2 separate regions of the Homo sapiens genome follow, and region 2 is linked to region 1. Evidence: read pairs that join two places in POLR2A ChIA-PET (ENCODE). Cell type or tissue: MCF 10A. All regions are shown on one strand. Each heading gives the region's core, and the rest is flanking DNA. Links, peaks and the distances in the headings are about the cores only. Region 1 has its middle 18 kb from the start of CLIC5. Region 2 overlaps CLIC5 (chloride intracellular channel 5).

Region 1 (13,007 bases), core at 3,110-11,109:
CACCACTATTACTGTGTTCCGCTACCATTACCACCACCTGTACTACTATCTGTACCACCACCAAGCCTCATCCACCATCATTCCCATCACCTCCACCAATGCCATCACCATGATCAGCTATTATCACCATTATTAACACTATGAGCAACAAATCAAATACTACCAATCGCGTTGTCTTCAACAACACCACCAACAAACAACAGTGTCATCACATGCTACCGTCACCATCATTTTCACCACCACCATTACCAGCACTAGTACCATCATCATTATCTTCCACCACCACTATTGCTGCCTACCATTAACGGAAACATTCAATATGTGCCAGATACTGTACTGAATGGTTTATTTACATTAATCATTTTATCCTCACACTAATCCTTTAAGTATAATAGCTGTATGCTACTGATTAGAAAATGGATGCTGAGAGGTTGGGACCCTGAATCAAAGACACAGCTAAAAAGTGGCAAGGCAGGATCCATATCTACATCTATCTGATTCCAAAGCTCATTGTCTGAATTGCCAGGGTTTACAGTTACTTAACTGATATGCTGTGGTGTTTTAAAGGTTTTTTGTTTACATCTCTTTAGTTGCTATTGAGACTGAACATTTTTCCATGTGCTGATTTATTGTCTGCATTTCCTTATGTGTATGCCCTCCATTTATTTCCTATGATCTCATTTTGAAGAAAAGCTGAATACTGACCTTAATTAGATGAATTCTCTGTTCATTTCTTAAGAGTAGAGCTTCCTTTTTAACATTTATAACTTACAATTTTTTAACTTCCTTACAATCCCTTTTGTTTTTTATTCCAACATATCTGTTTTATTTATAATTATATCTCAGCAAATCAGAAATGTTTTTTCTTCTTTAATTGAAAATAATATGCTTATTTTATTCGTTTTCTTTTTATGTTTATTTTATGCTTATGTTTATTTTGCTTTGACCAAAATTTATTATAATATATAATATGAGGAATGAATCTAATGCCGTCTCTGCACCATGACCTGATTGTCCTCTGTATTAAATACTGATCACTTCTTGCCTATGTATATCTGGTTTTTTTAATGTAATAAGTTCTTATTATGGTCTAAATTTACTTTGGAAATATCTATTGTCTCCACCCATCTTTTTCCTGCTTTTAACTGAATGTCATGATGTTTTGGTAATTGTCACATATTTTAAAATCCAGAAGGTAAATACCAATCCCTTTAGAAAAAATAAATTTAGTATATTTTCCCTCATGTTATTCTGGAAGAATCTTAAAATCAGTGTTTCAGATTTTATAGAATATACTATGGAGATTTTAATTATTATTGTAAGAACAGAGAGTTTTGTTATCTTCAGAATATTTGGCTTTCTATGCATGAATGAGTTATAATTCTTCATTTATAAATAGTATTCTTTTATTCCTATAAGATTGTATCCTTTTAAAATAAGTTTCTTATTGAGAGCTAAATTCTTATGTATGCATTTAATGATATTCTTATCTCCATAGTACATAGATGTTACATCATCATAAGTTATTCATCACCTTAATACCAGGATACAAGTAATTTTAGTGAATTTATCTTTTCCCAACTCATCTGCTTTTGCTCTAACTACAACATCTAGGAAGATAAATAGTTCAGATGCTGTAGCAATTTTCTCTGTTACTTGAAAACAATATCTAAATTAGTATAAACTAGGAAATCTTCTGAAAGCCATAATGTTTCAGAAAGGCATGTCCCCAGATGAACCAATCTGGGAAAGAGAGTGCTAGAGAGAATCTCCAGACACGTGGGTTTTCATTAATGTAGATTAAGTCTGGCTGAGCCCACTAGAACTGACTGAATTTTTCTAAAACTGTTGACATGAAGTAGGGTTTTTATGCCAGTAAACTTCCCTTTCTTAAGTTCTCTCCTTTTCTTTTTCACTCTCATTTCCATTGTTCATGGCTCTTACATGTTGACTTTAGCAGAGTAACAGTGAAGAATGGTGTAAGCTGGAAAATCATCCAAGAGAAGGGCCTCTGGGAAGTCAACCTAATGCAGGCCTGGGTTGTCCCCTTTCTCCCAAGGACAGAGCACAACTAAGGGGATCATGGGGCATGAGGACCCACCTGGGTGGGAAGCACCTCTCTGAAAGGCAGGGCCATTCAGTCTAAAGCCTAGATTTTGTAGTTAGAGTTCAAAATCCATTCATTTATACAACAAATATTATTCAGCCATGCAGTCTGCTAACTGACTGGACAAAACATCTATCTGTGCTTCATTTTTTTTTCATTTATGAAAGTGAAAGGAAAAAATGAAGGCATAGGATCAAGTGAGCTCCTGGGTCCCTTCTACTTGAGAATTAGTATATCTAATACTGAAGAATAGCTACCAGAGGGACTGGGCCAATGAGCTCTACCAGATAATAAGCCAGTATTAGTGAGTCCTATGAATACAAAAAGTCCCACTGAGGCCAATCCCAGGCTCTATCTGAAGGCCTAGGTCTCATCCTCTTTCCCTGAGGCTTATTGTCACTTGCCTAATCTTCTCAATGTAATTGTATTATCTTCCACCCACACAGCAAAATGTCTTTTGGTGAATCCCTACCTGTAACCAAATACCAATCCTTCCTGTGATTCTGTAGTTATTCAGCCCCCTTGTACCTTCAGTTAGCCCGCAATTACCACTTCCCTGGTGCACACCCAAGATAGGTAAGGAATGAATGAATATTCATCCTTGGGCAAATCATCTAACTTCTCCAATTCATGGTTTCCTTATCAATGAATAGTGCTACTGATACTTAATTGGAATTATTGTCCTCAGCATTAAATGACACCTGATTCAAAATAGGGTGCCCAACACATAAAAATTTTACCCATATTATCTTACTTCATACCCAAATAATTCTGTAAGATAATTAGGACAGGTGATATTGCCATCATCTTGGGGCAAAAGGAAATCAGGAAGTTTAAGTGACATGTATCAAGTTTCAAGGTAACTTGGTTCAGCAAACCAAGGAAGCTCTCTGACATTGGTGCCATTCTTTAGGTGATCCATTCACTTATTTATTTATTCATTCCTTTGTTCTTCCATTAATTTATTACTGAGCATAGTCTTTTGGCCCCCTCTCTCAGCCCTTTCCACCCAACAATACAACTGAAGCAATCTGCTCCTTCAAGCTGACTGAGCATGCCATTCAGTGGATAAATTGTGACCAAAAGATTGTAATTTTGATTTTGGAACCAAATCAAGGTTTGGACACAGATATACAAAAGAGCTCTTTAGCATGTTGTAAGTAAAGGGGGAAAAATGAATAATCATTCACCGGCCAGAATGACAGTGATGTCCTTCTTATGATGAAGGTCCTTGGATATGCATGAAGGAAGCAAAAGAAATGACACATGGCATCTGTATGAAAAATATGAAGACCTTTGGTTGAATATGGGTTGTTAAACTAAGGATGAAAAAAAAATGGGGGAAGGTATTTTTTTCTTGCTTGTTCTTCTGGAAGAATCTCAAAATTGGTGTTTCAACTTTTATAGACTATACTAAGGAGACTTTAATTATCTTATTTTAAATTTTTAAGTAAGGAGATAGAGAATTTGGAGTGCAGTGATTCTTAAGAACAAGACTTCCCTTATTATTTTTGAAACAAGCTATCACAATTCTTATACTACAAAACATATAAAGTATGGAAACTACAAACCCTTTGGAATCTACCAGCAAAACATTTGATACTATAAAATGCCACTGAATTCATTCAATAGGTATTCATTATTCCACAAATACTGAGCACATTTCCAGCACTATGTATACACTGTGAATAAATACAAATAACTGTAAGATGTGGTCCTATTCTCAAAGACTTTGCAGTCGGCCTGGCGCAGTGGCTCACGCCTGTAATCCCAGCACTTTGGGAGGCCGAGGCAGGCGGAACACGAGGTCAGGAGAAGGAGACCATTCTGGCTAACATGGTGAAACCCCGTCTCTACTGAAAATACAAAAAATTAGCTGGGCGTGGTGGCAGGCGCCTGTAGTCCCAGCTACTCGGGAGGCTGAGGCAGGAGAATGGTGTGAACCTGGGAGGCAGAGCTTGCAGTGAACCGAGACCGCGCCAACTGCACTCCAGCCTGGGCGGCAGAATGAGACTCCGTCTCAAAAAAAAAAAAAAAAAAAAAGACCTTGCAGTCTAGGTGGGGAGACAAGACAAGAATGAAAGGAAAACTAATAATAAAACACAATTTGGGATTAAACAAAAGGGGTAAAATAAATAAACTGCCAAATAATAAATAGTTGCCAAATGAAACAATAGGAGCGATCCTGAGTTTGAAAGATCGTTAAGAGAAGGCCTCCAAGCAAGGTGGGATTTGAGAATTTGAGCACAAGTAAGGTGCAGGGGAGGCCCTTTGGGTGGGGAGGAGTCATTAAAAACCAACTCTGGGCAGGGCATGCTTGCTCACGCCTGTAATCCCAGCACTTTGGGAGGCCGAGGCAGGCAGATCACAAGGTGAAGAGATTGAGACCATCCTGGCCAACATGGTGAAACCCCATCTCTACTAAAAATACAAAAAAATTAGCTGGGTGTGGTGGCACGCACCTGTAGTCCCAGCTACTTGGGAGGCTGAGGCAGGAGAATCAGTTGAACCTAGGAGGCAGAGGTTGCAGTGAGCTGAGATCGCACCACTGCACTCCAGCCTGGTGACAGAGGGAGAATCCATCTTAAAAAAAAAAAGAAAATAAAAGAAAAAAGAAAACCACCAGCTCTGGCTGCAACACAGCCCTGGGTCTGCTCAGTGTCCCAGTCAAACTATTGTCCTTTAGAGTAAGTTGAGCAATTGTACAAATCATTAATTACTCAGCCCAAATGACCAAAGTGAGAGCCCAGAGGAGATGCAGACTGTGTGCAGTTTTGATGTGAGTCTCTGTTAGATTTTCAGACACAATTCTGCAAGATTCAATATCCAGAGGCAAACAAACCAACACAACAGTAGAGATGGAGCCAGTGATAGGGAAGTTCAGGCAGAGTTATGTGTTTAAAAGGCATTGAGGCATCGGACAATAGCCAGGGAGTCATTAAACAATATATTTGTTTAAACAATACACCCTGAAACAAATGACTCACCTTGTTATTTAGTCAAAAAGCTATTTACTGAAAGAAAAATAGTTTCTGCTCTCTTAGTTTCTTTTTTCTTCCTCTAATATTACTCAGTGGCTTGAAAACTTCTGCTATCTTCTAAGAAAGACAATATAAAACAGTGGCTATACAGAGGCAGGAAGCCTGAGTTCCTGGCCTGGTTTTGCCATTGATACTTTGAAACTTGAGACATGTCACTTAAACTTCCCGATCTCCTTTTTCCCCAAGATGATGGCAATATCACCTATCCTAGTTATCTTACTGAATTATTTGGATATAAAGTAAGATAATATGGGTAAAACTTTTTAATGTGTCAGGCACCTATTTTGAATCAGGTGCCATTTAATGCTGAGGACAATAATTCCAATGAAGTATTAGTAGCTCTATTTACAGATAAGGAAACTATGAATTGGAGAAGTGACTTGCCCAAGGCCATACAGCTATTACGGTCCCACTTCTCCGAACCTTAGTAGTCACCCTTCTCTATAATGCCCAAATGACATAGTTTGAGTCCGTGCCCTACATGCCTGCTCTAGCCTCTGTCAGCTGGAGGCTCCTTTTGCTATAAGAAGTTTTGAGATATGAAGTTGAAAGAGCACAGTGCTTGAGCTGGGATGTTGCCAGTCTGTGTCAAGCTTACACGGAACTGTCCAATGAAGCTAAGGCAGAAAGAGATGGGCTGAGGGGATTTGACAGAGTGCCCAAAGCTTGAGCTACCACCACTTTTTCCTTTTTTAATTTTTTTTAAAGAGACAGGGTCTTGTTCTGTCACCTAAGCTGGAGTGCAATGGTGCAATCATAGCTCACTGCAGACTTGAACTCCTGGGCTCAAGCAATCCTGCCCCCTCAGCCTCCCAAAGTGCTGAGGTTACAGGCATAAGCCACAGCACCAGTTTACCTTTCATTCTTAAATACAGTATGTTAAACATCTCAGCCTGAAGCACCCATATTGAGATTATTTCCCAGCTCAGGGATACCCGAATGGTGGGTTTTGCCTTCCATCTCCAAGATTATAAAGGCTTTCTAATAAGCAGCTTGTCTCCACTTTGGTGCAAGTTAGAATTACCTGGGGAACTTTCAAGATAGTCCTGGTGTCCAGGCCACATGCCAGACCAATGAAATCAGAATATATGGTGATGGGAGATGGAAATAAATACTTCAGTAGCTCCCACATGCAGCCAAGTAAGAGAACCATTGATTCCATAAAACAAAGAAAGGGTCTCCCCACGGCAAATTTGAACTTCTGGTATTTTAAGATCCAGACACTGGTAACAGGAAGAAGCTACTCTGGCATCATTTCCAATAGTAGCTTTGTGTTTGTTTTGTTTATGTTATACTAACATGTGGCAAGTTCCTGGGTTTTACCCTAGGTCTTCTTATTCTAAGCCACCATTGTTGCCTTTAAAAAATAATAACCTCTTGTATTAACATAGCATTTTTTGGCCATCTACTCTGCTTACTCTTAAAACCAGTCTCTAGATGTCATTTAAGAGTCAAATGTTGATTTTTAAAAATTGATTCTTATTTAATAGAGATATATTGAAGGTTATCAGTCAAGTCAGCACAGGAGAGACAATGCAGGAAAGACTCTCCCAAATACAAAGATAAATCTAGAGATAAATTCCTCTATGAATAGAAACTTAGTTTAACAAAGTGATGTTAATTCCCCCACCCTTTGGTGTTTCTTCTCTCTGCTCTGTCCAGGGTCTCTGTGAAGCTCTCAGAATGAGGAAGGGCTGGCAGGTCTTCCCATGTGTGGGCCCATTAGGTGGCAAGGCTATGGAGACCTGCAGAATGGTATCCAGCCCCCAAACTCTCTTCTGTTCACTTTTGCTGCAGTGTCTTCAGTGGGCATGAGCCCACGGAGGTTATCAAAAGTATAGATTTGATGAATTCTGGATATATGACCAAATGAGCTATTACAAGAATAGTTTACAAGTCAGCTCTGACTGCCCAAATGCCTGACACAGGAAACCATTTTTACAAATACATATGTTTTCTTATAATACTTTAATAAAGAAAATAAGTCTGCATACATCTTAAAAAAAAAAAAACTATAGATTTGGCCGGGTGTGGTGGCTCATGCCTGTAATCCCAGCACTTTGGGAGGCCGAGGCGGGCGGATCATGAGGTCAGGAGTTCGAGACTATCCTGGCCAATATGGTGAAACCCTGTCGGTACTAAAAACACAAAAATTAGCTGGGCGTGGTGGCACATGCCTGTAGTCCCAGGTACTCAGGAGGCTGAGGCAGGAGAATTGCTTGAACCCGGGAGGCGGAGTTTGCAGTGAGCTAAGATCACGCCACTGCACTCCAGCCTGGGTGGCAGAGCAAGACTCCATCTCAAAAAAAAAAAAAAAAAAAAAAAAATGTAGATTTCCAGGCCCTACCCTTAGATTCAATATTTGTGAGAGGAGCTCAGAGAAATCCATTTTTAAGAAGCTCCCTAAGTGATTCTGCTACAGATTGTCCTTGGAAACTGCTTCCTCTGCTCCCCTCACATGGAAATCAGGCTTTTGTGTTATGTAATGTATTCTCTGAGAGTTGCTTTTAAGATGCAGGTGTGACCAGCCCGAGTAGCTCACTAAGTTCCTCTCGGCTTTGGCAGACTTAAGAATAAGGGCACGAAGAGGATTTCAATATGTGTTTATGGAATGAATGAAAAGAGGTTTCTGAATCCAGGGATGAGTCTGTAGATGAGGAAATTCACTTCCCAAAGATAAACGTGGTTGACTTCATATGGGGGGTTGGAGGCAGCACACATAGCCTGAGGGATTCTGTGTGGGTTGGGCAGAGTCCAGCATGCTGGCATGCCTTGGCCTTTCCCCAACACTTAATTAGAACTAACACCTAACTTCTTGTGAAAAAAGGAGAAAGTCAGATGATATAAAAATGCATAAAGTAAAAGCTGAAAAGTTCTCCCTCCCCAATCTTACTATCCTGAAATAACCACTTGATACGGTTTGGATTCGTGTCACCACCCAAATCTCATGAACTGCAATTCCCATTGTTGGAGGAGGAAGCTGATCAGAGGTGATTGGATCATGGGGGTGGACTTCCCCTTTTTTGTTCCCATGATAGTGAGTGAGTTCTCATCAGATCTGGTTGTTTAAAAGTGTGTAGCACCTCCCCTTTCTCTCTCTTCCTCCTGCTATAGCCATGTAAGCCATGCCTCCTTTCTCTTCCACCATGATTGTAAGTTTCCTGAGGCCTTCTCAGCCATGCTTCCTGTACAGCCTATGGAACTGAGTCAATTAAATCTCTTTTCTTTGTAAATTACTCAGTCTCATATAGTTCTTGATAGCAGTCCAAGAATGGACTAATACACCACTATTTACAATTTAGTATCTAGCCTTCCAGGAAATATATATGTACACATATATATATATTTGTTGTGTGTGTGTGTGTGTGTATATATATATATATGTTGTGTACATATATATGTTGTATATATATATGTGTGTATATATATATGTTATATATATATGTGTATATATATATTTTACAAAGATGAAATGACTATATGCACTCTTTCATAGTTTGATTTTTTTTTCACTTAACAACATATCAAGGGCTTCTTTTCATGTCATTCCATATTTTTTTATGATATCCTTTCTTATATGGATGCACCAAAATGTACCCCATTGATCTCCTACTAAAAGGACATTTAGTTTGGTACATACATCCTTTGCTCACTTAAGAGTTTCCTATCAGTGGACCTCTTGACCATTATAAGGCCCAAATTTGTCTTCAACTTGAATAGATAATAGGCCCACCAAAAATATTGTACCAATATACACTTCCTACCCACATTGCAGACTTACCCACAATTTTTATTACAAATCTTTTGAACATTTTACCAATTGAATAAATGAGAAAATCTCTTCCTGGTGCAACTTGATTTTCTTAGCTTAGTAGGATGCCTTTTCATATATTTATTTATCCCTGCATTCCTTTTTCAATGAACTAAGTGTTCACATCTTTTACTGAGAGTCAAGGCTCACCTTGTTGTTTTCATATATTGTATTTTATTATTTTCATTATGGCACCCGTTGGCACACAGCAAATAATCATGTACTGAAGACAGCATATTCTGCAGAAAGGATGAGGGGCAAGGGATCCAGCAACTTACTATTTTAAATGCACTGCTTATATTATTTAGTACATAAGAACTTCAAGAACTGGAGCAACATCTCATATTCTGCAAAACACAGTGATGGGAATAAAATAGGATCTTAATAAATATTTGTTGAATAAAATGAGTAAATGTAGACAGAGACTGATATAGACATATACTATGTGCCTGCATCTGTGCTAGGTACAGGGAAACAGTACTTAGCACATAAGAAACACAATTTCTTCTTTTTAAAACATGATGGTTTGTTAGGGCTTCAGATGTTTAAAATGAGAATTTCGCTGCAAGAAGTGATGAATAGAGGGATGATTAGATGTCTCCTGTACTTGAAGATCTTAGTTCTAAAAGGCAACAGATACATAAACAAATAATTTCCATGTAATAGAGCAAGAGTAGAGGTTTGCACAGGGTGCTGTGGGAGCATGAGTTTTAAGGATGATGACAACTTAGGTGGATGAGGAAACATGAAGAAAGTATTTCAAGCAACATGAGCAAAGGCATGGAGGTTTGGAACAGCAAGGTGTGCATGTAGGAAATCAAGCCATTTTAGGGTTTCCCAGAATCTATAGAGCCTGAAGGCACAGGAGGTCAGGTGGACTGATGGGAAGAACACAGGGAGCAGGTCCCAACCTAGTACATCATTCTGGGGAGTGCAGTCCATGCCGAGCCACTAAAGGGTTTTGAGCAAGGGCGGGGTGTGACCTGACACAAATTGTAGATGGCATGTCCTGGCTACCAAGAGAAGGATGGATTTGAGGGATGAAATGGGTGGCCAAGAAAGAGAGAAAGCAAAAGAGCAGTTAGGAAGGTTCTATGTTTATTCAGAAATAAGGTGATGAGGCTGCAGTAATGAGGATGAAGGGTAGAGAGATCTCAGAGTAGACACTTGGTGGCTAATTGGACTTGAGATGATGGAAGGATTAAACAAAAATATGGGCTTGGTTTCTGGTTTTAGTGATAGGATCTATGACAATGTCACTCACTGGTAAAGAAAATGCGGGATATGGACAGGATTTGGGGAAGAAATTGGTAGTGCACTATCTTGGAAATACTAACCTTGAGAAAACTAGGACACTCAAGGGAGGTTCTCGGCAGACATTTATATATACGTATGAGGCTCTCAAGGAGGTTACAAAGGCTAAAAGTTAAAATTGGAGAATGAATGAATTCAGGAGGGGACTGGATTTCAAGGCAGGGACCTTCATGAGCCTCCCCTATAACTCACTTATAGCCAGGCATAACTCCCAGGGTAACTTCATTTCCCTTTGAGGGCCCATCACAACTGCAGATCTGGAATGAATTCTGGTCTGGACTCTTGAAGCCCTTTTAATCCCTAACAGGAGCAGGGGAAGCTCATCAGTGCAATTCTTTACTGTTGAATGGGAGCGAACTACTTGTTGATCAGTTGTTAAACTTTCCTTCCCCAGAAAGATGTCAATTCTGCAGCCCAACAGTAGTTTGCTTGTGGTGAATGGAAAATTGAGGTTCACTGGTGTGGGCTGCACTGTCAAAGCCAAGGATACACTTTTTTTTTTGTAAGAAGATGGGCTCCCCTAAGAAACAAGGTTGGGAAGAGGGCCTCTTTCAGTCCTCACCTTTTACTATGTCATCATGAATTAGTTTCTTGTTAAACATTTGTCAGTTTCAATGACCCACAGCCAGGTTTTAGGAGAGACAACATATAGGATAAGGCATAAAGGTACATTGGAGAGTCACAGAGGCTAGTCCTGGCTCTTCCACTTTCTAGTTCAGGGAACTTGGGCAAGTCACTTTACTTCTCTGTGTCTGTTTTCTGATCTTGTTGAAATGGGGATAATAAGAAAAATGTCTGTTCTTCTACCTCTCAGGACTGCTGTTATGATAAGATAATAATTTCGGAAATCCCATGCAAATATTATTATGGTTTGAAGATGCCTGGCTGAGAGCCTGAACTTAGAAAGCCTCAGTAAACAGCCGTTAAGTGAACTGTGCCATGAAAAACACTCATTCCCTTGCCCATTTATTCAACAACTGCTTGTTAAGTGTCTGCTCTGTGTAAGGCACTGTGCTCATTGCTAGGGATATAAGGAAAGAACAGACTCCATGAAAGGCATGGAAGAACCGTAAATGTATATTACTAAGTTAAAGAATTCAGTCTGAAAAAGGTTCATTCTGTAGGATTTCAACTACATGACATTCTGGGAAAGCGAAACTATGGAGACAGTAAAAGATCAGTGGTTTCCAGGGGTTAGTGGGGGTGGGGGAGGAATGAATAGGCAGGGCACAGAGGATATTTAGGGCGGTGAAAATACTCCATAGGATACTATAATGATAGACACATGTTATTATAAATTTGTCCAAAACTATGGAATGTATAATACCAAGAGTAAATGTAAACTATCTAATGAAACTATGGACTTTGGGTGACTATGATGTGCCTATGTAGGTTTGTCAGTTGTAACAAATGTACCACTCTGGTGATGAATGTTGATAATGGGGGAGGCTGTGCATGTGTGGAGGCAGGGTGTACATGGGAAATCTATACCTTCAGTTCAATTTTGCTGTGAACTAAAACTGTTATAAAAACAAAGTCTAATAGAGAGAGAGGGAGAGAAAATAGATCATACATGGCTTAGAAGCACCTATAACCTATAACTTACTGGAAGAGAAAGGAATGTAAACAGATTTTCAAATACTGATAAATGGGAGGTATAATCATGCATGTACAGTATTAGTTAGCTTTTCATATTACAATATTTTATCTTCATTTGTGACCAATGCATGCAGAGGGTCAGTACTGTTCATTGTTCAGACAGGACCCCCTTATTTTTTATTCACTGCAGGCAAATGGCCACCCAGTGGTGAATGACTCCAACCACCTGGGACTTCCCGAGAAGGGATGAGTGATGCTGTATGGTCAGCATTCACATGGCCAGGCATGCAGCATCTCTATGACCAGCTGGAAAGGAGCAGAGGAGGCATTGGTGTTGACTGGTGAACTCAATCAGACCACTTTGGCATGGCTGTTTTGCATCCTTCTGCCTTTTAATTTGTTGACTTCCCACAAGGAGACAGTGCTTATGAGTAAGGCAGAGCTTAGGTCAGCAGTTTGACTCTTTCCACATTAATGTTGGGAGGCTTCATGAAGGGCATTAAGTCTTGTGTCCATTGATGCAGTGACTTTGCGCTGTGTTAATGGGGGATAAACGACTGAGTCTATATTCTGCTTTATTCATCCTGGGACTTAATTTTATCAGAGAGAAAAAATAACAATGATTCCATTTACGAGGTGACAAAAGAGCAAGGTAAAAAAGAATTAATTTCAATGTAATGGAATGAACTTCAATGCAATTTTTTTAAAAAGCATAAAATCACTTAGCTAAAATATCAGCCTTTGGGAGAGGTTTCTCCCATCCTCCACAAGTCCTGGCCTTCTGTAGTTGCTGCCAATGAGCAAAACCAAGTGTGAGGAATTTTGAGATAAAAAATTTATATTGCAAAGGTGTCTTAGAATAATATTTATCTTTTATACACAGGAGTGCATTGCTAACTTTTGCAAAGGCATTTAATTGAAGAAATTATGAATAATTACAGAGAAATACAAAAATCGTTTCTTCTAAGTAAGTTTCTGCAAACTCAACATATATTCAGTGGAGCCATCATTATTGGTTATGCTGGAACTCTTTCACTGAATGAAAACTTCTGGGCAGATTTTCTCCAACGATGTATTGAAACTACAAAGGTTGAATAATATAATTACATAGGAAAAGGTGAAAATGTGATCCCAC
Region 2 (13,007 bases), core at 1,567-9,566, 73 kb after region 1:
GGTTTCCTGTGTTTTGGTACATTTCTGAGGTGGAAGAATTCCAGATTTCAACTTTCCTGAACCAAGCATTGAGAGCCTTAATCAGGTCTAAAGAATAGGATGACAGTACCTTAAAGAGCTGTGAAAATGTTTCCGGATGTTGAGAGAACACAAAGGCTTCCAATAAACTTCAATAGAAAACTTCCAGGAATCTGTCCCGGACCTGATCCCTTAGCTTCAACCATCTATATTCCTTGGGTTCCAGCCCTTCTCATCTTTGACTCTTGAACTACTTGAAAAAGGTGTTTGGTTGGAGGGTGTTGCTTTTCACAGAAATTCAATAGTCTTATAGAGAACAGACATGCATGTATCTATCATTGTACCAATAGTTAACCAAACATGAGTCACTTTTCCCTCTCTCCCTTCATAGTAAATGCATGACTGACCTAGTTTAGGAACACTCTCCTCTGGCCAATGAACAATAGCTGTAGTTCTTCATGTATTTTCTTTCTTTGTTGAATTTATTGCTTCATACACAAAACCCTGAACGCTAGGTACTGTTGAACTTTTGTGCCATCAAAGAGAGGTCTATTGACTCTTCATCAAGGCATAATATTTCATAAATAGGGTGTTTAACAAGCTCTTCCTAAATGTTTGCCTTCTGCGGCCATAAAGACAGTAGCTGTAAATGTATAAAGTAAATACTATATGTTTTATACATATTGTCATCCAATTATACAACTCTGCCACCAATTTGAAGATAAGGGGCCTGAAGCTAAGTGTGTATGTGAGTTGCCTGCTGAGTAACAAACCAGCCCAAAACTTAGTGGTTTTAAACAATAACAACATTTATTTTGCTCAAAAACCTGCATTTGGCCAGGACTTGGTTAGAATGGCTAATTTTACTTCACTAGATGTCATTTGGGACAATTCAAAAGCTGGGGGCTGGAATAATCTGAAATCTCATTCATTCTCTTGTCTGGTTGTTGAGGCAATCTGTCATCTGAAAACGTTGCTGAGACTATTAGCTGGAACACTACAGAGAACCTCTTCATGTGCTCTGGGCTTCCTCACAACATGGTGGCTAGGTTCCAGGGGCAAGCATCCCAAAAGAGACAGAGAGAGAGACACAGGCAGAAGCTGTATCACCCCCTATTACCTAATCTCAGAAGTCACACATTGTGTCACTTCTGCCATATTCCATTCATCCAGGCAGTCACAAAAGCCTGCCCTATTTTAAGAAGAAGGGAAATGTGGACTCCACCTCTAGCTGGGGCTGTGGAAAGGTTATGAAGGACATACGGGATTGGAAATAGTGCTGCAGACATTTTTTCTGCTGGTTGGTGTCAGGGGAGGAATTTGAACCCAGGTTTGCATGAGTCTATACAATGCCCTTAATACTGTACCACAGTATTCTGTGAAGCTGAGGACTGAAATCTGCCTCTACTGCAATGGAATTTAGCTGTTAAATATTACACCTGGGCTAGTGAGCAGAAACAGCCAAACTTGGAGGCAGAGAGTGTGGACTTTGGGCTCTCCCAAGGCATGGTGAAGGTTGATAATATTAACATATGAGAACCATTCTTCCTTCCCAAGATTGGTGGAATCACTTGGAAGACATACCAAGGCCATCAGTCTTACATTTCTTGAGTACTTACAGGTTTCTGAGAGTAGATAAATAAAACAAATCACTGAGTCACATTCATGCTAATGGAGCATAGCAACTAGATTATTGGAAGGTCAGATCATTTAGTTTTGAAAAATAGTAATAACAAGGCATATTGTCTGACTTATAAGAAAACCTCAAGTATCTAGTAACTGGCAAGATATTTAATTGAAATGAGGCAAATTCTAGAATAACATATGACATTGCAGTGAGATAGGCTAGGAGGTGGAACCAACAAGGGAGACTTGAGCCAAGCAAGCCTTTCAACATTTTCCCTTGTTTTCTTTCCTTCTCTGACTTTCCTTTCTACTTTTTTTTTTTAAGCTTAGGGTAAGTAGCATGTTTATAGGCCTAGAAGCCAGAGTTATTGCTGACTTGGGAAGGACAGTCATGTTCTCAAGGTAAGTTCTCCAAAGAGCACCAAGCATGGAGGAGAAGAGTGGTGAGCTGAGAGGGCAAATGCCAGAAAAAGGAGGATGTCAGCAAGAAAAATAAGGGGTCCACAGGCAGGCCAGTGCATAATGTGCAGTGCCTACTGCCAAATGAAAATGAGGGACCCTATGCTCCAAAATTATTAAGAATTTCAGGATAGCAACAGCAGAGCATTAAACCAAGTTTAATGGGGCCCCATGCAACTGCACAGACTGCCTGCCTGTTAAGCTGGCTCCTCCCACCTAAGAGGCACCAAGTGGCAAGGGAGGCTGCAGATGGCTGAGCTTTAAGAAGAAAGGATAATCAAAAGTTTTAGCTATAAGACGAATATCAGGTAGGATGAAGACACAAAGGAAAAAAAAAAGAATTGATTAACCCGGAAACAGATTGAAAGACAACAATTTCAGAAGTTGTTAAATAGAAGAAAGGCTGGCAAGAGGTTTAAAAGAAACCCATTCATTTATTCAAATAGCGGGACATGAAATAATAGAAAAGAAGCCATGTAGGAGTAGAAAGAAGGGGCTGGGAGAAGGGACAGTGGTGATGAGTTGGAAAGGGCAGTTCTTTCTCAGAGAGTGTGTGAAGCACAGGAGGGTGAACATACACTCAGTGGCAGATGGACGTAAAGCTCAAGGCAGGCTAAAGGACAGACACCCCAATGGGCCATGAACACAGTGGCACTGTGCAACATACAAAGTTGTAGGCAGCCTTGGGCCCAAAGCCACCATCAGACCAGGCTAGTTATGCATCAAAGGCACCACTGGATCCTGCTCACTTAGAGGCGTAAACCAAGGAGCCCGCTAAGTCTGGAGCCTACAAGTTCTTTTGGGAGGGGACATGTACACAACTATATTCAATTGTTTACAAAACCATCTGGTGAGCTAAGGTGCAGATGACAGCTACTGAATTAATAGGTTACCTGAATCAAGTAAAATATTTAAATATGCCAGGTGTAATGGTTAACTTTATATATCAACTTGGCTGGGCCATAGTGCCCAGATATTGACCAGACATTACTCTGGATGCTTCTGTGAAGGTGCTTTTTTTTTTTTTTTTTTGGATGACATTAACATTTAAATTGGTGAACTTTGAGTAAAGCAGATTGCCCTTTATAGTGTGGGTAGGCCTCATAGAAAAAAAGACTGACCCCCTCCTCTGAAGAAATGGGAATTCTGCCAGCAGGCTGCCTTTGGACTCGAACTGCGGCTCTTCCCCGGGGCTTCAGCCTGCTGGCCTACCCTGCAGATTCTGAACACACCAAGCCTCCACAACTGTGTGAGCCAGTTCCTTAAAATAAATCTCTCTCTCTTCACACCCCAACTGATATGTATTATATATATGTGTATATATATATACACACACATATATATAATATTATGTTATTATAATGTATTATATAAAAATAAGATGTGTATACGTTTCTCCATATATAGTAGATATAACAGGATGTGTGTGTGTGTGTGTGTGTGTGTGTGTGTATGTACATATATGTGTATGTATATATAAATACACACACACACACACATACATGTTGTGCTGGTTCTGTCTCTGGAGAACTCTGACCAATATACCTAGAATTCTTCATATCACATTGCACAGGTAGTGGTCTACATAGAGCTAATTAAGCCCATACATTAAACTTTAGATAAATGTTGAGGATCTCTGTAGCCTCAAATGTATACCTGTTACCTGTTTCTTGAATGAAAAATGCCTGGGTGACCCCAGTGAATTAGGCCTTTTGTGGCTTCTGAGAAAGGAAATGTTGATTTCTTCAAGGGTAGACCTCTCTGTCCTCATGTGGACCACGTACCACCAAGTCCCATCCCTGCTAATTGAAGTCTTGCCAACCAAATTATTGGAAGGATAGACTGTTTGGTATTAAAAAAAAAATAGTCACAACTAGAAATGTTGTCTGACTTACACTAACTAATTAAAAAATGGGCAGCTGGAAATATTATTATAAAGAAAGCTTCTTTGTCTAAACAGTTTAAATGAGCTATTATGTTTAAAGAAAGTCCTTTTCATGTGGCCTTTGCCACTTTGTCACTCTTTTCTAGAGGACAGCAGCCAGTGTGGTCTGCTCAGAACTGAGAGTCAGGAGTTAGAGAGACCTGATTCTGCTATGGGAACCAGCTGTGCTACCATGGGCAATTCATTTAACCTTTCTGGGTCTATTTCTCTACCAGTAAAAAGAAAGAACTGGAGTATAGCATTCCTGAGGTCAGTTACAGCCCTACTGTTGCTTAATTTTTATCTGTACACTTAACAAAATTATTTAATCACTTGAGTCCTCAGGGACAAGTTTCATGGGCGACAGCAACAAAAAGTGGAAATGTGACGTAAGTGGTGACTTAATTATCTTTCTTGAGAAAACTGAGGTTTCTTTCCTAATACTTCATCCAGGACTTAACCTTGCCAGGTTTTTAAAGAAGTCAAAGGTCACAAAAATCTTACATTTTGAAATAACAGACATTTAAGCATCTGATGTAGTCTGGGTCCAATCAGGAGTGAGAAACTACATGGTAGCTTAAACAGGAGAAATTCAACATGAAGTTTTAACTAAGATAAAAGAGTAACCATGACATATAAGGAAACTCTCTATGGTACCCTAGGGCTGAGGGAGAGGAGCCAGGGAAGGACAAACTTAGAAGTGGTTTGGAACCTGGCACAGAAACTCACTGGTTTGATCAGGCCAGAGCTGGTCTGGAGTCGCTGAGCAAGCAATAGCCCACTCCCCAGAGTTCAGGCAGGGAGCAGGCAATCAGCATCGGTACAGCATGCAGCAGGATCTAGGTGTTAGTGGAGAAGAAGGCCTTCAGGACACGTGGGGCTTGCAAAGGGGGTGACCAAGCTGTGTGGACACACTGGCCATAGGCCGGCTGGACATAGGCTTAATGGGGACTTTGGTTTCTGTGTCAAGAGTGCTGGGAAGGTTATTGCCAGGCTGAGGCTATGAGGTGCCAGGGGGGTTGCATGCTGAGCCTATAGCTGGGGTGGCTCCACTGCGTGCCCTCACAGCTACACTGCCCACCCCCAGCCCACACCACAGCCAGCAAGAAAGCCTCTTCCTCCTGCAGTGCCCCTCTAGTTCTCCCTGGTGAGAAAGCCTAACTTTGTGCTCACTTTAAAGGAGAAATGTTTAAAGAAATTCCCCCTGTTCTCACAGAGCATATATTCAAGGGTGCATTGGAGCTGAAAGGCAATAAATTGATAACTGACTCATCTATCAAGCTTCAATGTCATCTGGTCACTTTCTATAATTCCTTCTTGGATCCTCTCTGAATGATTCCTCCCACTTCTGGACTTGGGTACCCGCGAGTGACTTTTGGCCAATTATCAGCTTCCCCTTCATTATCTGGAAACCAAGTATTACATATCTGGTGTGTTCATGGAATGTCTTAAAACAATGGTTCTCCAATGTGGTTCATGGACTTCTGGGGTCGCTAAGAGGCTTTCAGGGGTTTTAAGAGGTCACAACTATTTTTAGAGTTATATCAATATGGTATGCTTCTCTCTCTGGGATTGGTATTTCGTGGGTAAGTTTACTAGTGTTTCAGCACAAATCCAAGCAGTGGTATAAGTGTGACTAGCCAGTCATGCATGTGCAGAAAAAAAAAATAGCCTCAATTATGAATGTCCTTGATGAAGCATTAAAAATTATATAATGTGATTAAATCTCAACCTTTGCATACATGTCTTCTAAACATTCTGGTTGATGAAATGGGAAATGCACATAAGCTCTTTGGCTGCATTCCAAAGTCTGATGGTTGTGGAAGGAAAAGCACTTGTATGATTGAGTTGCCAGCTGAACCAGCTGCCTCCCTCACTAAGCAGTTTTTACCTGAAAGAGCAACTGGCTGACACACCATGCTTACTCAGACTTAATATTTGTCAGTATTTGCTTCAGCCTGGGAGGCAGAAGTTGCAATAAGCTGAGATCGCGCCACTGCACTCCAGCCTGGATGACAGAGCAAGACTCTGTTTCAAAAACAACAACAACAACAACAACAACAACAACAACAAAAGCCCCATATACCCCAACTAAATACCAAGAGATTAAATGTGGAAGCCGACTTCTACTAAGTCAGATGTTAAAGATTTTGTAAAAATATAAAACATTGCCACTTTTACTAAATTTCTTGTTTTTAGAAAATATAGTTATTTTGTGTTAAGATGTTGTGTATGTTAATAGACACATTTATTATAGCATTTTTCTAAATATTTAAATGTTTTTCAGCTTTAACTTACAACACGGTAAATATCAATAACTATCATCCACATAAACAAAACCTTTCTGGGATCCTCAACAATCTTTAAAAGCATAAAAGAGTTCTAAGACTAAAAAGTTTGAGAACCGCGGTCTTAAATAAATCTCCATTTTCCACTTGAATTTACAAAATTGCAGGAAGTTATAGGTGCAGTGGTTGAGGCCAAGAGGAGGTAACTTATCTAAGGTCATTCACATAGTGAAGTAGAGGCAGAGATGGATCTAGAACCACAGTCTCCGGCTAGTGTGCTACATAACTCAGGGTAACCATGTATGTATGTATGTAGTATGTATGTATGTATGTATGTAGTATGTATGCATGTATTTTAGGATGATTTTCAGAATGCCAGTGAGAGAATTTTGAGATCCTCAAGCCACAAAAAGGGAGGGACATCACCCTCCCCTCAGCATGCATCCATTTAAATAGGCACTGAATATAAAGTAAGTTTCAGGTGCCTGTGCTTGTTGCTGCTGAAGACAAAGTAAATAAAACTTCAACTATGTTTTGAGGGAGCCAAGCTCATCATATATGGAGAGAGCTCACATGAAAGGCAATATATAATAGCATATAATATGAAGTATCCAGCATATAACAGATGAAGTGCAATCATACAGCCTATATAATTACATTATGCTACTACTACTGGTATCACCATATGGAATATTATATGTGGCATGATATTTTATAATAAGTTGTTATATACACTGTATCTAGGGAACAGGAAGTACTTTAGGATTATAGCTGGCAATCATGTTCAAAGCAGAATCATGAGCTTGGGAAGTTTGCCATTAGCTGTTTATATATATATATATATATATATATATATATATATATATATATATATATATATAATTGTCTTTTTGACACTTCCCTGATTGCATCAGTTTCCAAGAAATTGCTATACATAGTATAGCTGATAGCAGCAGAAACGGATTCTCTCACAGTTCTGGAGGCCAGAAGTTCAAAATCAAGGTGTGGGCAGAGCCAGGCTCTACTTGTCTCTTCTAGCTTTTGGTGTCTGCCACCAATCCTTGGCGTTCGTTGGCTTGTAGATACATCACTTCAATCATTGCCTTCATCTTCACATGACTTTGTCCTCTGCATGTCTGTGCCGAAATTTCCCTCTTCTTGTAAGGACATCAGTCATGTTTAGAGCCCATTCTAATCCAATATGACCTCATCTTCAAGTTGATTCCACCTGCAAGGACCCTGTTTCCCAATAAGGTCCCATGCACACATTCCAGGGGGACATGAATTTGGGGGAACATGATTCAACCTAGGACACTGTTTTTGTGCCGGTCCCTGGCCCCCAGTGCTCAAAATCTCTCTGGAACAAAGTACACCTGGGTTTTCCCTCACACTTTTCAGGATGTGGGGCCCAACTGAGCCCCACCTGGTTCTTCTCTGTTGATGTTTCAGATGGTCGTCACAGATCACGATATTTAACCCATGAGTTTAACAAACAATTTCTTAGGGCCGCAAGGCTGTTGGGATTTGAAGGGGAATAGAAGAAGCTGAAAGAGGGACACCCAGACAGTGAAAGTAAATGGTAGCATCCTCGCATATTTCTATTGGTCTTTGACAATTTTTGTTTACTAAACCCAGAATCATAGTTTAATACAAGATTAATAAGACATAATGAAAATGTAGGGAGCCATGAAGGATACCATGCCCTATGCTCCTGGCATAGCTGATTGCACACTGACCAGAGGATGTCCATACAATTCAACACCAGCCCTCCCCAGCACCTGGGGAGGACCTGTTACCTGGCTGGACCCTCAGGCTGGCTCCAGGCATGCAGCTCAGAGCACTGGATCTCTAGCCAGACCACCTGCGTTCGTCCTGGTTTCACCACGATGATAACCTTAGGCCAGTTATTTTATCTCTCTGTGCCTCCATTTCCACATTTGTAAAAGCTGAAAATATCCCACTTCACAGGCTTCTCAGGAGAAATAAACAAGTTAATAACATATGTAAATCCTTTAGAACAATGCCTGACAATATAGATATGTTATTATTAACATTATTATTATATGAATTTTTTATGTAGTTGAGAAGTCCACTATTTTGCTAGTTCCTCCTTCAATTCCCTTATCCTCCCACCACCACCACCAGAGGAAAACAGATAACAGTATATGGATCTGGCTTCTGTTTTTGTTTTTGCTTTTTTCTTCAGTTCTCCTCTTGTTACTTCCACCATAACTGGCCCTGGGGAAATTCTTCCTGTGTCGGGATGTCTTAAAGGACCGAGAACCTGGTACCTGTCAAGTGCTTCTTGAGAAGTTCCTAGGGAACGTACATCATAAACTCAAGTTAGCACCAAGCTATTATTAAATTGATAGCCACCTGTCTGAGCATGCTTTATTGGTAACTTTACCTCCGTGGGAAGGTGTAGCGCCCACACTGTACCCTCCTACCTTTCCCATTTTATATAACGGAGTCCGTGCTTTCTCAAGACTCAGGGGTGGGTCTGCTTCCAGCACTGAGGAAAAGTGAGAACTGAATAGGGAGTGGGGCTTTTGGTGTAGTTAAGAGGGAGGTAAAATAACTGTAATTTCATAGCAATTACATGCAGCCAACACTGTCAAAAGTTCCAGTTTTCCATTATAAACCTGAGCCCCTGCTGGGAGCAATTTGCAAGGTAGAAAAAAGCACACAATGAGGTTCTAATGTATGAAAGAAGGCATCGCTGCCTCCCCATCTGAATGCCATAGCAAAACAAACCTCAAGGGAGAAAACAGTGTGTTGAGCTTCGAGAACGCATTTGTTTTCTCCCTTTCTTTTGAAAAAAAAAAAAAAAAAACTCAGTAAGCCCCCATTCCTGGATATTGGTCGGATTGTTTACAGCTTTGTACGAGTCTTCAGTACCCTGGCCCACACAGGCCCTTCCTGTCAGTGGAATGCCCTGCCAGGCCACCTGCGGGGGCCATGGTTTCCAGGGCAGCCAACATCAGAGTCTGGAGCAAATGGGTTATTTCTTCCTCTAAGTATTATGTTGGGGGCCAATAAACCACCCTATGGAAATGAATTCTACAGAGACCAATTCCCCAACCTTTTTTGTTTGTTCATAGGTTTGCTTGAAATTAATTCTTTATGAAATTCAGGGATCTGCAGCCCACTCAGAAGTGCAGTAAAGATGGACTTGCTTTTCAGACCTAAAAAAGCCTACTGTTTTGAGGAAGGGAAATGAAATGACAGAAGCACAGAACACCCAATAATAATTCTGTTATTTTTACATATGTTCCTGTCTTATCCCCAAGCCCACCTACAGAAGGCCATAAGCTCCTTGGAGGAATTCAATTTTCAATCCCCTGGCTAATTTTCTCCAGTGTCTTGCACATAACTGATAGTCAATATGTATTTGTTGAGTAAAAGTGTAACAAATGAATGGATTATTGACAGTGAAGGCCAAGTACTAGCCAGAACTAAGTGGTGTATTGATTAAAGCCTTGAGCTTCCTGATTAGCCTCCATATAGGGAGATGGGATCAAAGTCTGAGATATTTATATTCATGACATCCAAGGACTGAGGGGTGGGGGAGGGTAAACTACAGAGGAACATATTTTGGCTAGGTAGCCGAAGGAAAGCATTTCTAATTGTTAGAGCAATCCTCAGAATGAACTGCTTTGAGAGATATTAATACAACTGACTGGTCAGTGGAGATATTCAAGCAGAAACTAGATGATTACTTGGGGGTGTAGATGTTGGCATTCCAATATCATTTGTGTCAGACTAAGTGATGTTGCAGGTCTATTTTTACCCCAAGGGTTCTATGATTTCATAAAGTTATGATTCTGCATAATCATCAAGTTCAATTCAGCAAGTATTTATTGAGCCCTTACATGCTGCCAGGCATTGCCCTGCGTGGACATTAAGGCAAAAACTAATAATATCAGGCTACCGCCCTTTGAAGTTGCTGGGACATGGTTTTAGTAAGGTCTCCTCAGACCTGCATTTGGGTGTTACAATCTTATGTTCCCCTTGCTAATTGCACCTGCCCACTCAGGACACTGGTTCTCTTCTTTCCAGGCTGGAATCGATGGAGAAAGCATCGGCAACTGTCCTTTCTCTCAGCGCCTCTTCATGATCCTCTGGCTGAAAGGAGTCGTGTTCAATGTCACCACTGTGGATCTGAAAAGGTAACGTACGTTGCATAAATGAGGAGTATGTTTAGCTGCATGAACAGAGAACCTTCCATGAAGGAGGGCAAAAGCCTTCCGTGGCTCCCAGCAGCCCCCTGCTCACACGTCATTGTCCAGAACTGTGTCTCAGGATCCAGTCTTAGCTACAAGAGAGTCTGCAAAGGCAAGTATTTCACTTGGTGCCCAGCACTTCACTGACCCGATTAGCAAGTTACGATTAGCAAAGAAGAAGCAAGGAATGGACAATGGCATTGCAACTAAGTTTCTGGTGCACATATGGGCACAGACATCTAAAAACATAGGATTAGTCATTTCAGTAGTACTAAGGCCATCATCCGTGGGACCCTAGCAGGACTTCAGGTGTGAGAGTCTGAGTCTTCAGAGAGTTGTGATCTAGACCCTTTCCCATGCTATGTTCCCAGCTTTAGAAGTCCTCAGTGTGACAGTTCTAGATTACAGGCTTGGACGAAAAGCAACTACTGTTCTGTTTTTAGAGTGCAGTTTAATGACTTACAAACACCAGGAGCCACACTCTTTTCACTCCTACAGAATGTATTCTGTTTCCTGTCTTCTACCTGTTGTTTAAATGTGGAACAGCTCGAGGCTCACCCCATAAGTGTTCATCTTCTGCCTCTACCTTCATCCCTGGTGAGCTTGGCATATTCTCCTTGTTATCTTTATGTGAATTGTTCTACACCCAGAGCCCTGCTATCATCTAGATAGTTTCACTTGGATGTTCTCTTATCATGTATGTCTAACATTGCATACATCAATTTGTATCCTTTTCCTCTGAGTTGAGCTCTTCTTGAACTCCTTTTTTCTTCTATTTTCTTTTCTTTCTTTTTTTTTTTTTTTTTTTGAGACAGAGTCTCACTCTGTTGCTCAGGCTGGAGTGCAGTGGTACGATCTTAGCTCACTGCAACCTCTGCCTCCTGGGTTTAAGCAATTCTCTGCCTCAGCCTCCCGAGTAGCTGGGATTACAGAAACATGCCACCATGACAGGCTAATTTTTGTATTTTTAGTAGAGACGGGGTTTCACCATCTTGGCCAGGCTGGTCTTGAACTCCTGACCTTGTGATCCACCCACCTCGACCTCCCAAAGTGCTGGGATTACAGACGTGAGCCACTGCTCCTGGTCTTTTTCTTCTATTTTCTAGGCACTAAACACTTCCTGCTCCTTTCTATTGCTGCCTTCATTGTTGATCAGTAGCCAAGTCTAGAGCATTCTCCTATTGCACTCTCTCTTCCTCCAAACTCTCTTTTTCATTCTCAAAGCCTACAACTGGTTCAAGTCTCACCACTGCCACCCTGAGAGTCTCATTGTTCTTCAAACTGGTCTTCATCTTTCCAGGTTCACACATTCTCTTTTTCTCTCTCTCTGACCCATCCTTTATGTGATTCTAAGGTTATTATTCCTAAAATAATGCTTTAATCAGGCCACTTTCATGCACAGGAAACCTTTGATGTTTCCCATTGTCCATGGACTTGATGCATCCGAAGCCCCGATTTGTCTTTTCCTTCATTCTTCCCAACACTCTTTCCCAACACTTCTCACCGTGACCTGTCTACTCTGTCAGGCTGGCCTGCCTTCTGCTGTTCTTCTTCCTTTGAGCCTCCATCCCTTGGCAGAACTGCATCCTCTGTCTAAAACAGGCCCTCTCTTCCTTCTTGTCCCTGGCCCCAGGCTCAGCTTCAGCCCATCCCCTCTGTAAGGCCTACTCATACCCATCCCACCACACTCATACAAGCACACCTGTCAACCCAACCTCCCTCCAGACTCACCCAGCACCTGTTGTCTATGTTGCCTTGTGTCGTGATTTAGTGTTTCATCAAGTTCTGAGGTCTGCACCCCTAATGCTTTACAACTGGTAAATGCTTTCTCATTAAAAAAAAATCACATAATGTATAATCCTGTGAAGGAGGTCTTACTTCTCCGTGTTATTTGAGAAATAACTGAGACAGATATATATGAGACTCGCCCAAGATGCCAACTAGAAATTAGAGGGGCTAAACGCCATCTGCTTGGTTCAAATACTATGCTCTTCATAATACCTCAGTTATGAAGTTTGTTTCATCTTTCAAATGAGACCTTCAATCCCTCAAGGACAGACTGGAATCGTGTTTTAAGTTTGTTTGTATCCTCCATAGAAACTAGTTTTTCACAGGTCCTCAAATACTATCTGTCAAATAAATGAACTTGCATCCACTATGCAATTAATGTCTGTGATAACTAAAGAGAGCAGCAGACTTATGAAAAAGCAGCTTCCTTCAGTGCAGAATTGGAGGTGTTTGGATTACCATGTGTGAGAGAGGACTTGTATGTTTGCTGGAGAAGAGAGTGGGAGAGGGAACCACCCCTGCCCGCGTGCTTCAGATGGTTTGGTTCCTCCTTCACATGATCACACCTGGTCCAGCCAACACCCCTTTGACGTAGACCAGGCATGTAGCACCACTCCATTTTTACAGATAAGGAAACTTTCTTACTGCCCCCTCTACCCATGAACACACACATTAATTTCT

Evidence for each region. ChIA-PET counts read pairs that join two places held together with the same protein. Peaks named below come from ENCODE experiments on the same cell type or tissue, not always from the same donor. Only the 100,000 strongest peaks of a DNase experiment are listed, where the experiment ranks them.
Region 2: POLR2A ChIA-PET joins it to region 1 with 5 read pairs; 2 of 35 experiments call an interaction of 5 or more read pairs at or near these places.

What each region holds. Positions count from the first base shown.
Region 1 is chr6:46,027,450-46,040,456 of GRCh38, reverse strand. It overlaps a transcript of CLIC5 not described here. Among named protein-coding and RNA genes, the nearest start is that of CLIC5, 18 kb to the right of the region's middle. In MCF 10A, for the core only: no CTCF peak of the experiment used is centred there; a DNase peak (open chromatin) is centred at 7,826.
Region 2 is chr6:45,952,612-45,965,618 of GRCh38, reverse strand. It overlaps CLIC5 (chloride intracellular channel 5), which reads left to right. Exons shown (of 6, transcript NM_016929.5): 2 at 10,375-10,484. Among named protein-coding and RNA genes, the nearest start is that of CLIC5, 57 kb to the left of the region's middle. RefSeq lists an enhancer at 4,480-4,979. In MCF 10A, for the core only: no CTCF peak of the experiment used is centred there; a DNase peak (open chromatin) is centred at 5,858.